Linked DNA regions of Homo sapiens: regions 1 and 3 are each linked to region 2. A link is a contact called in ENCODE Hi-C or POLR2A ChIA-PET data. All regions are on one chromosome and are shown on one strand. The core of a region is the stretch at or near the end of the contact, and the rest is flanking DNA. Distances in the headings are between cores, read along the strand shown. Region 1 holds the start of LIN7B (lin-7 cell polarity scaffold B). Region 2 holds the start of HSD17B14 (hydroxysteroid 17-beta dehydrogenase 14). Region 3 overlaps PPFIA3 (PPFI scaffold protein A3).

The links. Hi-C counts contacts between places; a loop is a spot of excess contacts on that map. ChIA-PET counts read pairs that join two places held with the same protein, here RNA polymerase II (POLR2A). Pooled maps may share reads with other maps.
Region 1: a loop to region 2 is called in a pooled map, with 2.9 times the contacts of the local background. The contact joins the promoter of LIN7B here to the promoter of HSD17B14 in region 2. A Hi-C loop is called at or near these places in 3 of 50 pooled maps. POLR2A ChIA-PET finds 5 or more read pairs at or near these places in 5 of 52 experiments (B cell, BJ, H1 and 2 more).
Region 3: a loop to region 2 is called in a pooled map, with 2.8 times the contacts of the local background. The contact joins the enhancer-like site here to the promoter of HSD17B14 in region 2. A Hi-C loop is called at or near these places in 1 of 50 pooled maps. POLR2A ChIA-PET finds 5 or more read pairs at or near these places in 4 of 52 experiments (BJ, GM12878, HEK293 and 1 more).

What each region holds. Positions count from the first base shown.
Region 1 is chr19:49,112,966-49,116,124 of GRCh38, reverse strand. It overlaps LIN7B (lin-7 cell polarity scaffold B), which reads right to left and starts at 1,755. Exons shown (of 6, transcript NM_022165.3): 1 at 1,684-1,755; 2 at 1,158-1,276; 3 at 794-865. The coding sequence starts at 1,720. RefSeq lists a silencer at 1,356-1,935.
Region 2 is chr19:48,835,240-48,838,055 of GRCh38, reverse strand. HSD17B14 (hydroxysteroid 17-beta dehydrogenase 14) reads left to right here and starts at 1,565. Exons shown (of 9, transcript NM_016246.3): 1 at 1,565-1,732; 2 at 2,213-2,251. The coding sequence starts at 1,645. It overlaps PLEKHA4 (pleckstrin homology domain containing A4), which reads left to right. Exons shown (of 20, transcript NM_020904.3): 19 at 1-39; 20 at 505-959. The coding sequence ends at 767. RefSeq lists a silencer at 588-657.
Region 3 is chr19:49,148,548-49,151,758 of GRCh38, reverse strand. It overlaps PPFIA3 (PPFI scaffold protein A3), which reads right to left. Exons shown (of 30, transcript NM_003660.4): 25 at 2,996-3,093; 26 at 2,591-2,766; 27 at 2,434-2,502; 28 at 2,041-2,212; 29 at 1,608-1,679; 30 at 733-1,523. The coding sequence ends at 1,621. It overlaps HRC (histidine rich calcium binding protein), which reads left to right. Exons shown (of 6, transcript NM_002152.3): 5 at 206-242; 6 at 427-561. The coding sequence ends at 463. Among named protein-coding and RNA genes, the nearest start is that of HRC, 5.2 kb to the left of the region's middle. RefSeq lists enhancers at 1-427, 2,017-2,236. Within about 2 kb of position 1,263, at least 34 of the 41 ENCODE cell types and tissues checked have a DNase peak (open chromatin) inside an H3K27ac peak, as active enhancers do.

The sequences.
Region 1 (3,159 bases), core at 506-3,005, 280 kb before region 2:
ACGATCCCCCTGTAATGACTGTGCGTCTCTTTCTGTTCACTTGCAAGAGAAAGTGTCCATTTGGTGTGTGTCTTGAATACCCCATACTTGCCAATCTTACTTTTTTTTTTTTTTTGAGATGAAGTCTCACTCTGTTGCCCAGGCTGGAGTGCAATGGCATGATCTCGGCTCACTGCAACCTCGGCCTCCTGGGTTCAAGCGATTCTCCTGTCTCAGCCTCCGGAGTTGTAATCCAGCTGGGATTACAGGCACTCGCCACCACGCTCGGCTTTTTCTTTCTTTTTTTTTTTTTTTGTATTTCTGTGGAGACGGGGTTTCACCATGTTGGCCAGGCTGGTCTCGAACTCCTGACCTCAACTGATCCACCTGCCTCGGCCTCCCAAAGTGTTGGGATTACAGGCGTGAGCCACCGTGCCTGGCCTCAATCTTACTTTTAAACAGAGGAAAGCCAGGCCTGGAGGGAGATCTGAGCCTCCGGACAGCAGCAAGAGGTAGCAGCATCTAACTATTGTGCAGTGAGAGGTCAGAGCGCCATGAGTTTCCTGGTTTGCACTGTACAGATGTTGAAGGTTATCTTCTACCAACCATGCCATACTGTTTCCATTTGCAGTTGCTAAAGATGCCTTAGTATGACATTTAAGTTAAAAATGTGCGATTATTTACTAATAGTAAGGTGGCACATAGATTTAGCAAAAATCATGAGGGAGGAAACAGAAATGACTGGCATGAAGGAGATATTGAGTTCGACTAGGCAGTTAAATAGACACCAGGAGCAATGGGGTGCGGGGCCCACCTTGGCTGTGGCATGGGCTCGGATCTCGGCGCTGCCGGTGATGTCCAGCGTGTCATAAAGCTGCTCATACACCTGGGTGAGGAGGCAGCGGCATCAGGGAGTCGCCAGCTCCTCCAGCCCTAGACGCAGGAGTTCAGGCCTCTAGACCCTCTCCCGCTACCACGCAAGGATCCGCCCCGCCCCCGCAACAGAAGGCCGAGAAAACTACAACTCCCGAAGAACCCCTGAGCTGAAGCGTTGGCACCCCAAGGCGGGCCGCCTCGGGAGCTGCCGGGAGGCGTAGTCTCCGGGCTCGGGACAAGCAGGAGGAGGAGGAGGAGGACGACGGCCACCAGCTCGCGCCCCTGCGCCGCGCGCCCCTCACCTCTCGGATAGCGGAGCAGAAGCGGCTCTGCAGAACTCGCTGGAGGGCCTGCAGCTTCTGCGGCGGCAGCTCCCCGCTGCGCTGGAGCCGCTCGAGGAGCTCAACCGCCCGGGACACGTCTGCGGGGCGGGGGCGGGGCGCAGAAACCCCGAGTGTCAGAGACCCCGAGACGCAGAGAAGCAAGGAGAGCGGCGGAGTGAGGCCGAGCGCACAGTCCGGGGAGGACGGCCGAAGCCTAGTCGGACACCCCGCAGAGTCCAGGGTGGCGCAGGAGAGACTGCCACCAGCGGCCCTGCGGCCCCGGGACCCCTCCACAGGCCGGGTTGTAAGGCGGGCGCCCAGCGTCCCGGCCCGCGCCCAGGGAGCCTCCCACACCTAGCGACCGCCCGGCCCCGGCGCCCGCCCCGCCCACCCCCTCCGGGTCCGCTGGCCCACCCGCACTGGCCTGACCCGGGAAGGGCGGGGACCGGGGGCTGGGTATGTAGGCCGCGGCCCGGGTGGGCAGGGCCCCCTGGCGCACGCTTACCCCGCTCCAGCCCCAGCGGCTCCACCAGCGCAGCCATGTCGGCGCCACAGCTGCCAGCCGCCCGCCTGCCCTGGCGCCGGCGAGGAGGGCGGGGCTGCGCGAGGCCACGCCCCGGGCCACGGGCGCCCCCTGCGGAGGCGCAGCCTGGAGAGCGCCCAGCTCTCCCTCGCCCGACTGCTCCGACCACCTGCCGCGCGCCAGCCGCGCCCTGCCCTCCGCCCCGGCCAGTCGGTCCTGTTGGCGACCCCTCCCACTGCAGGTTCGGTCTGTGTGTACCTTTCAGGATCCGTGTCTGCCTGCCCTCCACACCCGTCTATCCCCTGTCCATCCTTTCCCCACATTCATTCAACAAACTCTTGTGAAACATCTGAGCCCAAGTCATGGACACCGTGGTGAGCAGGACAGCCAAGCCCACGGCCCGAACGAAGCTTCCAGTCTATAGGGGAGGTAGACGACCAACTACGGCTGTGATGAGAGCTGAGAGTGGGGAGGTGATGATCTAGAAAACGAAGGAAATCCTAGAGGAGGGACATTGACATACAGTCCTGGGAGGTAAGATGAACAAGAGGTGGAGCTTGGGTCACCCCCACCACCCAGAAAGAGCCCACGTGGCTGGAAGCAGAGTTAGGATTGGTTGATGATGAGGTGAAAAGGTCGGCAGGATAGTTTATGCCTGGGCTCCTGCGTTGGCATATGCGCCTTGAGGATTTGGGGCTTCATGCAAACTCCTAAGAGAAAAATATGACACTCAAATTTGTATTATTATTATATTATTATTATTATTATTTTTGAGACGGAGCCTCGCTCTGTCGCCCAGGTTGGGCCTCAAATTTGTATTTTAAGATCACTGGGGCCGGGCACGGTGGCTCACACCTGTAATCCTAGCGCTTTGGGAGGCTGCAGCAAGACTACTTGAGCCCAGGAGTTCAAGACCAGCATAGGCAATATAGTGAGACCTCGTATCTATTGAAAAAAAAAAAATCACTGTAGCCACTGTGGAGACTGGTTTGGACAAGAACAAGAGGAGAAGCAGCGGGGCAACTTACGAGGCTACCACAGCCATCCAGGTGGCAGCTAGCACCAGGGCCAAAGCACAGAAGATGGGTGGGCAGATGTGGGAAATGTCTAGACAAGCCTTGGTGCTTGGCTATATAAGGGGATTGGGAGGTGCAGGAGAAGACAGTATTAAGGTGCTTTGGTGCCATTTTTAAGATGGTCTACACTGAAAGAGGGATACTGGATATTTTGTTTTTGAGACACAGTCTTCCCTCTGTTGCCCAGTCTCGAGTGCAGTGGCGTGATCTCGGCTCATTGCAACCTCTGCCTCCCGGGTGCAAGCAATTCTCCTGCCTCAGCCTCCTGAGTAGCTGAGAGTACAGGTGTGCACCTCCACACCTGCCAAATTTTTGTATTTTTCATAGAGATGGGGTTTCACCATGATGGCCAGGCTGGTCTCGAACTCCTGACCTCAAGTGA
Region 2 (2,816 bases), core at 316-2,815:
TGGCTACTGAGGCGTCGCAGTGGCACAGAATGATGACAGGTGACTGGCTGGGGATGTTGGACTTCTGGGTTTTAGGGAGGAGAGAGCTGGAGACCTGGAATCCCAGGTCCTGGAGAGGAGGGGTCTGGGGGCCGGTGAGAATTTTTTATCTTGGTGAGTAAAGAGTTGGGCAGGGTTTGGGAGTTTTAGGTCTCAGGCAAGAGGTGACTGGGGTCCGGGACACTTGGGAGGAGGGGAGGAAGAGGTCAGGGGGCGGGGAGAGGGCCGACAACTGAGTCTCAAAGAGGACTGGACTGGCGTATCCAGACTCCTGGATCTGAGGGAGGAGGGGCTGGGGGCCTGGACTCCTGGGTCTGAGGGAGGAGGGGCTGGGGGCCTGGACTCCTGGGTCTGATGGAGGAGGGGCTGGGAATCCGGAGTCCTGGGTCTGAGGGAGGAGGGGCTGGGAATCCGGGGTCCTAGCGCTGAGGTTTGCCATTCTCATGTCCCACTCATCCTCTCCAGGTGGAAATTTGGACTCCCAGGGAGACCCTCTTCCCGGTGTGCCGCTGCCTCCTTCGGACCCCACGCGCCAGGAGACCCCTCCCCCCAGATCTCCCCCGGTGGCTAATTCGGGTTCCACGGGGTTCTCTCGCCGAGGGAGTGGGCGTGGAGGAGGTCCCACCCCCTGGGGGCCCGCGTGGGATGCCGGGATCGCCCCTCCGGTCCTGCCACAAGACGAGGGGGCATGGCCTCTGCGAGTCACTCTGCTACAATCCAGCTTCTAATCCGCCCAAAAGCGGCAGCCAATCGGAGCGCGAGGACGTGGTCTGGAGGTACCGCCGGAGATCTGGGACCACTCAGGGCATCAGGGGGCGTGGTCTGGTCCCCATTGCGGGCCCGGGAGGGGAATGGTTTCTATGGCCAAAGTTTGGTTTTCTCAACACTGTCTAAATTTGGATTAAAACTTTGAACTTTTAGTCAATAGCTTTCTTTCTGTCTGTCTGGGGTTGTGGCACTGGTGTCTCTGAGGGGCAGAGCTGGAGTCGTGGACTCCTGGGTCCTGAGAGAGGAAGGGACAGGGGGCTTGGACTTATAGGTCTCTGGGAAGAAGGGATAGAGAACCTGATCCCTCGGTCTGAGAGTGGAGGGGGCTGGGCCAGGATTCCCGGGTCTGAGGGAGGAAGGGGTGGGACCCTGACTCCTGGGTCTGAGGGAGGAGGGACTGGGAGGCTGGACTCCCGGGTCTGAGGGAGGAGGGGCTGGGACCCTGACTCCTGGGTCTGAGGGAGGAGGGGCTGGGAGGCTGGACTCCCGGGTCTGAGGGAGGAGGGGCTGGGAGGCTGGACTCCCGAGTCTGAGGGAGGAGGGGCTGGGGGCCTGGACTCCCGAGTCTGAGGGAGGAGGGACTGAGGCTTCTGGATTCCTGGGTCTGTGGGAGGAGGGACTGGGGCTCCTGGATTCCTGGGTCTGTGGGAAGAGAGGAGTGTCTGAGGGAGGAGGGGCTGGGGACAAACTTCCAGGTCTCTAGCCTTCCTGGCAACGCCCCCCGAGGCCGGACTTCCAGGATCCAGCCTCTATTGAGGATTTGATGCGACGGCCTCACGGGGCTTTGGAGGTGAAAGAGGCCCAGAGTAGAGAGAGAGAGAGACCGACGTACACGGGATGGCTACGGGAACGCGCTATGCCGGGAAGGTGGTGGTCGTGACCGGGGGCGGGCGCGGCATCGGAGCTGGGATCGTGCGCGCCTTCGGTGAGCCGGGTCTGACTGCTGGGAGCTGTGGAGTGTGAGAAAGGAAGGATGGGGGCGGGGTGATGGGGGCGGAAAATAGGGACTCCAGTACTGCAGCCAGGATTCTGATATTATAAAAGCCAATTTGCAGGCTAAAGTAAGCGTGTGGCGCTGTAGGCTAGGGCTGAGTCTGGCAGGGTCTCCGAAGGCAGTGGCCCCTTTCTCTGGGTCTGTTGGTGTAGCTACAAAACCAGTGGTTTGAGGAATGGCTCTGTCAGTCGTGGAGTTTGCTCCGGAAGCCACGAACGGGGGTTCAGGAGCCTCAGCAGAAACAAGGCAAGGAGAGTATGTGTCAAGGCGTCTGCCCTCTGTCCTATGGGTGATCATGAGACTGGGGTCACGAGGGGAGAGGGAGATCAGCCCCAATCCAGGTGGCCACAAGAGGGCGGCAGAGGCTTTAACCAAGGCTCGGAGAGTAACCTGTTCCCTTCCTATTCTCAGTGAACAGCGGGGCCCGAGTGGTTATCTGCGACAAGGATGGTGAGTGACGGTCCCTCAGCCCTCACCTTGGCCCTTCCTCCCTCAGACCCAGAGGTCCAGACCCCTAGCACCTCCTCCCTCAGACCCCGGAGTCCAGGCCCCCAGGCCCTACTTCCTCAGACCCAGGAGTCCAGACCTCAGCCCCTCCTCCCTCAGACCTAGGAGTCCAGGCCCCCAGCCCCTCTGCCCTCAGACCCAGGAGTCCAGGTCCCCAGCCCCTCCTCCCTCAGACCCAGAAGTCCAGGCTCCGGCACCTCCTCCCTCAGACCCAGGAATCCAAGTCCCCAACCCCTCCTCCTTCAGACCCAGGGGTCCAGGCTCCCAGCCCCTCTTCCCTCAGACCCAGGAGTCCAGGCTCTGGCACCTCCTCCCTCAGACCCAGGAGTCCAGGCCCCCAGGCCCTACTTTCTCAGACCCAGGAGTCCAGACCTCAGCCCCTCCTCCCTCAGACCCAGGAGTCCAGGCTCCCAGCCCCTCCTCCCTCAGACCCAGGAGTCCAGGCCCCCATCCCCTCCTCCCTCAGACCCAGGAGTCCAGGCCCCCAGCCCCTCCTCCCTCAGACCCA
Region 3 (3,211 bases), core at 14-2,513, 310 kb before region 2:
ACTCAAGTAGGAATCGAAGGGGCGGGGCTACTGGAGAACGGAATCACCCAGAACGAAAAAGGGGTCCGGTAGAAGGGATTCAGTTGGAAGAAGGAATTAGGGAAAAGGAGGTGGAGCTAGCACTAATCTCGCACGCTATACTGAGTGGCTGCCTAATTTTGCTCGTGCAGTACCCCTCAAGCCTCTTTTCTCTGCTGTCCCACAGGAAGCTACGTTGACTATTTCTCCTCGTCCCTTTATCAGTAAGTGTGTAAAAGGGGAGCGTGTAAAAGCCCCGTTTAGAGAAGTGCTTGTCTCGCTATGAGTTATCAGATGACTCTGGGACTCCATTTCCCCGTCCATGAAATGGGCAGGTTAATGATCTCTAAGCGTCCTGGGGTGGGCTTTGAACACCAGCTGTCTAACTTCTGGCGTTCTCGTCTCCAGGGCCCTGGCAGACATGCTGGAAACGCCGGAACCCTGACCCAGTCGCTCGACTGCGACGCAGGTGTACCTCCCCCTGCCTTCCAACCCCTTTCCACGAGCTATATTTATTTCTCCGAATAAACGTGCTCCCCGAAACCTCATTGTCAGACGTGGGGTCTGGGAATCTCAGGGCATCGGGGAATGCGGGTAGGGTCTAGAGACCTGGACCTAGACTTGAGGGATGAGGGGCCTGGACTCCTGGCTCGAGGTGGTTGGTTGAACAGCCCCCCCCCCCCCCGCAAAAAAAAAATCAGTCAACAAGGAAGCTTTTTGAAACAGTTCTCTTTACCCGTGATCACTGAGTGACGCCTGGGGCGGGGAGGCCGACCGAGAGTCGGGGGCGAGGGCTCCCCCACCGTCCCCCTGCCCCCACGCCACGTCGCCCAGCGGCATCGTGGAAAGAGGATTCTCCCATGCAAACCCCGGAGCCAGAGGAGAAGGGGAAGCGCCATTCTGCGCCCCCTACCCCCGGGGCACGGACACGGCCACAGCACGGGGGGCGGTGAGGCCCCGGGGACACGAGACACGGGGGAGGGAGAGGGGAACCCGCCCGCAGATGACCCGGGGGACCGGCGACCGGACGCGGCGGGGCGGAGCTGAGTGGCACAGGGGGCGAGGCTTGTAGCAGCGAGTCCCCCCTCCCCTCCTTTCGGACGAAGAAGGAAGACTTGGGCCCCGCGACTGGGCAGGAAAAAGGGGAGGGAGCAGCCTCTCCCCGCATGCGGCCCGGGAGGGAAGCCCCGCCCCCTTCCCGCGGGTAAAGGACACCCGTCTCCCAACAGAAACTGATCAATAAATTACAAAGTAGAGAAAAGGAAAGCGGACGTTTGGGGCGGGATTTCTTCCTCCCCGCTTCTTCCCCCTCTCAGTCCAGTTCATGTGGTTTGGTCCAGGCCCCGGCCCTGTGCGAGGCGGGCGCGCGCACTCCCGCTGGTCTGTACAGATGGTCCAGTCCTCGGCGCGAGCTCCCCCGCCCGCTCTCCCCGGCGAGGCCACAGTCCGGGCAGGAGAGGGAACAGCCCAGCCTCGGGAAGATTCTTCCGTCCGAGTGAGGTCACCTGCATGACGCCGGGCAGCGCGTGGAGCAGTGAAGATCCACCGTGCCGCCCCGCACCCCCAAGGTCGCCCAGCACGGTCCTCACCTGGAGGCCTGCACTAGCAGGAATAGGTCCGGACCGAAACGCCGTCTGCCCGGGAACTCCCAGAAGTCTGGCCTGGAGGGAGAGCGAGCAGCGGTTCAGCCTGGAGCACCCTCCTCCCTGTTCCTCTCCAGGATTCCTCCCTTTGGACTTCCCTTCCCGATGTCACAACGATCGCCGGGCTCCACATGGGTTTCCCTCCCTTCCCCGCAGCCAAGGACTCAAACTCGCATTGGGCGAGTTCACTCCCGCCCTGGGAAGGGGGAGTGGGATTTATCCATTTCATCCTGACGGGGGAGTCCGGAACGTTGGAGCAGTCCATTCCTCAGGGGTGGGCGAGAAAGGACTAGGCCATTCCAGAACCCGGACTACTGAGGTGGTCCATGCCCCACCCTAGGGAAGCGAGGAAGGGCTGTCGCATTTGGGAGCCCCCCACCTTCTGGCTGCAGCTTGCGGAGAGGGAGCCCCGGAGAGCCCAGGGCTCCCGCTGCAGCCGAACGAAAGTTGGGGGGCAACATCTCAGCTGAGTCGGGAGTTACGCCTCGGAGGTCCTTCTCCCGGAACATCTTCCGCCAGGATGGGGAGCGGCTGAAAGACTTGGCGCTGTCCTAGGTATAGGAGCCGGACAGCCGGTGAGGGACTCCTGCCTTGTCTGACTCCGCCCCTTCCTTTGACTCCACCCCTCTCCGGGTCTCACCTCTCCTTTAACCCCGCCCCTCTCCTGGCCCCGCCTCCAACCGTGACCATTAATAGTCAGGCCCCGCCCCCTCAGCTCAGCCTCTCGAGGAGCCGCTGGGAGCAGAGCCCTCTGAGCTGTTGCCGCGCCCACCTCGTCCAGCCGCCTGTCTGTGCCTAAGGAGATAAGGTTGCTGAATTCCTTCTCCAGAAGCTGCCGGGCCTGGAAAGAGGAGGTGGAGGGGGCGGTTGGAGCGTGCAGTCTGCGAGGTGGGGACGCCCAGCATGCTCCGGGCCCAGCGGCAGCTCACCTGTGCATTCTGCGTGGGGATCTGCAGGAGCAAGGCCAGGTCGGAGTAGTCGAAGGTCTCGTCCAGGGCGAGCAGTGCCCCGTGTACCCCGCTCTCCGTGAGGTTCGTGGCAAATTCCTTCAGGCCCAGCCCGGACACCCAACCCATGACCCGCTCATTGGACCACACCATCACGTCTGGGGACGGAAGGGACCCTCAGCCGTGCCCCTCCCGTGGCCTGGAGAGTTCAGTTTAGCCCATACCTCCACCTCCATTTGGTCTCTTCGGGCCACGCCCCCCACGCTGGCTCCACCCCCACGGTTATGGTGCCAATTTGCTTCTCCGGTCTCCCCCTACCCCCTCTCCTCCCCATCCAGCTCCACGCCCTCCACCTGGCTCCCAAAGGGACCCTTAGGCTCTACTCACCTCGGATCTGGGTCTGACTTTCTTCCCGCCTCCGCTCCAGGTCCTTCCGGTCATAGTTGAGCCGTTTCAGGCACATAATCCCATAATGTAGACTCACCCTGAGCAGCAGGGGAAGTGGAGTCACGGATGAGCTTTCCAGTCCCCTAGACTGCTGCTCCTACGGGTCCCTCCCCACTGGCTGCGCTCTTCTTGGAAAGGGTGGGGAGCTGATAAGTT